2 separate regions of the Homo sapiens genome follow, and region 2 is linked to region 1. Evidence: chromatin loops called from intact Hi-C (ENCODE). Cell type or tissue: CD4-positive, alpha-beta T cell. All regions are shown on one strand.

Evidence for each region. A loop is a pair of places that touch in the nucleus more often than their neighbours do. Peaks named below come from ENCODE experiments on the same cell type or tissue, not always from the same donor. Only the 100,000 strongest peaks of a DNase experiment are listed, where the experiment ranks them.
Region 2: a loop joins it to region 1, with 8 times the contacts of the local background. A loop is called at or near these places in 11 of 110 quality-filtered maps.

Annotation. Positions count from the first base shown.
Region 1 is chr19:45,015,784-45,018,283 of GRCh38, reverse strand. All of the region lies in intron 4 of RELB (RELB proto-oncogene, NF-kB subunit), which reads right to left. Among named protein-coding and RNA genes, the nearest start is that of RELB, 16 kb to the right of the region's middle. RefSeq lists a silencer at 1,060-1,269. In CD4-positive, alpha-beta T cell, a CTCF peak has its summit at 1,187 (motif pointing left); DNase peaks (open chromatin) are centred at 1,143 and 1,783; H3K4me3 peaks cover 357 bases; H3K27ac peaks cover 1,578 bases.
Region 2 is chr19:45,125,031-45,127,530 of GRCh38, reverse strand. All of the region lies in intron 1 of PPP1R37 (protein phosphatase 1 regulatory subunit 37), which reads right to left. Among named protein-coding and RNA genes, the nearest start is that of PPP1R37, 33 kb to the right of the region's middle. RefSeq lists an enhancer at 1,387-1,526. In CD4-positive, alpha-beta T cell, CTCF peaks have their summits at 1,098 and 1,297 (motif pointing right); a DNase peak (open chromatin) is centred at 1,300.

The DNA.
Region 1 (2,500 bases):
TATAGGCGCCCGCCACCACACCTGGCTAATTTTTTGTATTTTTAGTAGAGACGGGGTTTCACCATGTTAGCCAGGATGGTCTCCACCTCCTGACCTTGTGATCTGCCTGCCTTAGTCTCCCAAAGTGCTGGGATTACAGGCCTGAGCCACCACGCTCGGCCAAGAATTTTTGTATTTTTAGTATAGATGGGGTTTCTCCATGTTGGCCAGGCTGGTCTCGAACTCCTGACCTCAGGTGATCCACCTGCCTCGGCCTCCCAAAATGCTGGGATTACAGGCGTGAGCCACCGCGCCTGGTCTCTAGGTTTAAATTCTTTTATCATCCAAACTAATCAAAAGGGCTGGGCACGGTGGTTCGTGCCTGCAATCCCAGCACTTTGGGAGGCTGAGGCGGGTGGATCACCTGAGGCCAGGAGTTCGAGACCAGCCTGGGCAACATGGCAAAACCCCCTCTCTACTAAAAATACAAAATTAGCCAGGCATGATGGTACAGGCCTGTAATCCTACCAACTCAGGAGGCTGAGGCAAGAGGACTGCTTGAACCTGAGAGGCAGAGATCGCACCATTGCACTCCAGCCTGGGCAACAAGAGCAAAACTCTGTCTCAAAAAAAAAAAAAAAGGAATAATAACAAATTCATCAAAATGTATACATTAAGTATGTGCAATTTTTCTTACATCAATTATACCTCAATAAAACTTAAAAAGAAAAACTAGACAGGAAAAAACTAAAACTTTTTTTTCCAAGTAAAAGATTAGGAAAAACTTGGAGCCCACAATTAAAATTATAAGACATCACATTATTTCGGATTTCCAGAATTGTTTTTTTTTTTTTTAGACAGATTCTCTCTGTTGCCCAGGCTGGAGTGCAGTGGTGCGATCCCAGCCTCCAGGGCCTCGAACTCCTAACCTCAGGTGGTCCGCCCACCTCGGCCTCCCCAGATTTTTCTTTTTTAAAAAAGGAAGATATAGCAAGTGAAGCCAGAATTTTTGCTCAGCAGCCACAGGCAGCAGCAAATAAAAACCAGCCCCGTTAGGCAGGGCCAGTCCCACTTGGCAGCTTTGAGTCACTGGCTCAGCCCTGCTGGCATTAAATACCTTCTGAAGCCTGCTCTGAACTTCTAAAGCCCAAGCCTATAAAATACCATTAACCATTGGTCTCAGTGGGGGAGTGCTGCCCCCTAGGGGAAAAATGGGATTTGGGGGGTGGCTGGTTGACACTGATGTGGACCCTACCGCAAGTAGACAGGACCAGTTATGCTGGACAGTTTATAATACCAGGGACAGTCCCGCACAGCCATCCCACAGCCAGCAAGCCTTCTGAACATCCTGCCAAAGATTCGAGTCAATAAGAAACCTGTTTAAAATGACCAGATCCCAGAAACTTGCTCTATTGTTGCTGAGTGGATTTGTTTGTTTGTTTGTTTGTTTGTTTTTAAGACAGGATCTCGCACAGGCTGGAGTGCAATGGCACGATCTCAGCTCACTGCAACCTCCGCCTCCCAGACTCAAGCAATACTTCCACTTTAGTCTCCCAAACATCTGGGCTTACAGGCATGCATCACACCTGGCCCTTGCTCTGTTTGACACCAATAATATTCTTTCCCATAATTGTTTTTCCTTTTTCTTTTTTGAGACGAGGTCTAACTCTGTCACCCAGGCTGGAGTTTCCCATAACTGTAATACCCACTGAATTTTCAAAGATTGCAACCAGCACACTAATTGTTTAGACCAAGAGTTGTTCGCCACTTTGGAAAATCCCCTCACCAACCGCAACCCTGCACGTGTGACATATAAGTCACTAAGTCTGCGCAGCTGGGTCAGGCTGCATTTGTGGCCACGGCATTAACAAGGAGCCTATATATAGTCACAAACAACTGCCACCTTCCTCATATATCCTGTGGGGCGTTTACATATTGAAATAAATGTGATTATATATGCTGTATTAATTTCCTTTTCTTTCTCTTTTATACTACAGTTTGGTGTAAAATATGGAGTTTTGGCCAGGCACGGTGGCTCACGCCTGTAATCCCAGCACTGTGGGAGGCTGAGGCAGGCAGATCACTTGAGGTCAGGAGTTCGAGACCAGCCTGGCCAACATGGTGAAACCCCGTCTCTACTAAAAACACAAAAATTAGCCGGGCCTGCTGGCAGGTGCCTGTAATCTCAGCTACCCGGGAGGCTGAGGCAGGAGAATCACTTGAACTCAGGAGGCGGAGGTTGCATGCCACTGCACTCCAGCCTGGGTGACAGAGCGAGACTGCATCTCAAAAAAAAAATAATAATAAAATAAAATAAAATATGGACTTTGGGAGTGACTGTGAATAGAGGTAGGTAATATTGTCTACAAATCTCACTGGGTCAGATAGGGTTAAAACCATTCATTTAACCAGCTCCCCGCTGTAATAGTAGGAGATTCTGAAAAGCTTAGAGTCAACAGTCTCGGACTCATGCAGACTCCAGGGCTGAAAGCTTTTCATCCTTGAGATGTCAGTTGGGACT
Region 2 (2,500 bases), 110 kb before region 1:
CTGTCCCTTGTCTACGTTCATATACACAAATACCTACCACTGTGTTACACTTGCCGAGGGTACTCAGCACAGCCACATGCTGTGCAGGTGTGGAGCCCAAGAGCACTAGACTATTCCAGGTAGCCCAGGTGTGCAGTAGGCATGCCACCTAGGGTTTTTTTTTTTTTTTTTTTTTTTTGAGATGGAGTTTTACTCTTCTTGCCCAGGCTGGAGTGTAATAGCATGATCTCAGCTTACTGCAACCTCCACCTCCCAGGTTCAAACGATTCTCCTCCTGCCTCAGCCTTCCGAGTAGCTGAGATTACAGGCACACGCCACCACGCCAGGCTAATTTTGTATTTTTAATAGAGATGGGGTTTCACCAGGTTGGTCAGGCTGGTCTCAAACTCCTGACCTCAGGTGATCCGCCCATCTAGAACTCCCACAGTGCTGGGATTACAGGTGTGAGCCACCAGGCCTGACCAGGCCTAGGTTTGTGTAAGTCCACTAGGATGTTCACATGACCATGAAATCACCTAACGACGCAGTTCTCAGAATGTGTCATCATTAAGTGATATAGGACCGTATTACTACACAACTCACACATTAAGGTGAAAGAAACCAACATCACCAGCCCCTGAGCAGCCTGGCCACAGGCCGTGCTCCTGGTGATGTGCTGACTCAGAAGGCTCCCATTCCTGAGGCTTCCGGCAGATAATCAGATAATCGATAGGACCTGGTCACTGCTACATGCACAGGGATGGGCAGGGTGGAGAGAGAAGCTGGGAAGAACCTGGCTTCAAGCCTGGGTGACTGGATAGCTGGTGGGGTCCCAAACCAGGAAACACCGCAACACATGGAAATAGAGATGTCATTTTCTTTTAAGAGCATGGAGGCAAGTATTATTTACATAATCTCAAAAGAGAAAAGAAACACTTATTGTGGTATTTTCCAGAATTCTCAAGCCGGGGAGGTAGGGCGAGGGTGCAATAAAGTCACACCTGGAAACCAGGCCTGAGCTCTTGTTCACGACAATAAATAACCACCAACATGGCAGAGCCCCATTTCCCCACAGCATGCGGGCCTCGAAGCCAGGCGCCTGGGTTCCAATCCCTGCTCCGTCGCCAACAGCACAGAGCAGTGACTGCCCTGGGCCTCCCTGCTGCATCAACAGCACCTTCCCAGGGAGGGCTTGGTGAGCTCACCCAGCCTGGCACTCAGCACCACAAGGCACACAGGAAGGGCCCCTGTCCCTGCCCTCCAGAACCGTATGTTACAGTTGCTGCCACCACTCTGTGCCTGCCACATGCACCTACCCCACAAGGGGGCACCATCACCATCGTTCCACCTCACAGGCTCTGCAGGGAAGGTCCCAGTTGGGAGTCTCATGGCAGGTGAGTGACCGGCCCATGTGGGACAGCGTCTCAAGGAGCAGCCTGGGAATCCGGTGCTGGGCCTCTCTGCAGGACTCTCCATGCTTGTCAGCCCCCACGACTTGGGCACCATCCACCCCTATCTGGATGGTGGGCTGCACACCCTCGGGAAGGAGCCTGGGGCACAGGGGGTGTGGTCCACCTTTCCTGAAGCCTGTGCACTTGCAGCAGCCCCACAAGTAGAGATTTCAGGTCAAGTGAGAAACTCATCCCACAGGGAGCTCTGCCTTGGCGTGGGGTCTGGGAAAGGACGAAGAGGTCTGAGGCCAGAATGGCCCACTTCTCTTCCTGTCTTCCCCTGGGTGGACCAGCCTTGGTCACCCAATCTCTCTCACCCCAGGAGCCTGGATAGGCCTCTTCACTTTACCTTGACTCCCCGCTGTCCTCCCCAAAGGTTCTAGGAGTGGATAGGTGCCCCGTCCCACAACCTCTGTTACAATGATCGGTCAGGGACAGGAAGGTTACAGAGCCAGCCACAGCCGGTCCTACGCCCTGAGATGGAACTCTCAGGAAAGAGGAGCTCTCTTCCCACTAGGGTGGTTAAGACTGCATCCCATTTCTAGAGCTACTGGCAGCCATCCCTGCACCCATCAGGAGGGAACAGCCTTCCGCGAATGAAGCCAGCTCAGAGGAAAGCCAAGCTCAGATATTTTATTTTTTAGATGGAGTCTCGCTGTCGCCAGGCTGGAGTGCAGTGGTGTGATCTTGGCTCACTGCAACCTCTGCCTCCCAGGTTCAAGCAATTCTCCTGCCTCAGCCTCCTGAGTAGCTGGGACTACAGGCACGCGCCACCACACCCGGCTAATTTTTGTATTTTTAGTAGAGACGGGGTTTCACCATGTTGGCCAGGATGGTCTCCAGCTCTTGACCTAATGATCCGCCCGCCTCGGCCTCCCAAAGTGCTGGGATTACAGACGTGAGCCACTGTGCCCGGCCAAGCTCAGAGATTAAAGAGATATTGTTTGATAAAGAGATACTGTGCCTGACACCACACTATTCAGGACCCTTCAGACCCATAAGACAACAAATCTCCTCTTTTTGCTTCAACCATTCTGCCTCAGGCTTCGAATTTAGGAGAATTCCAAGCT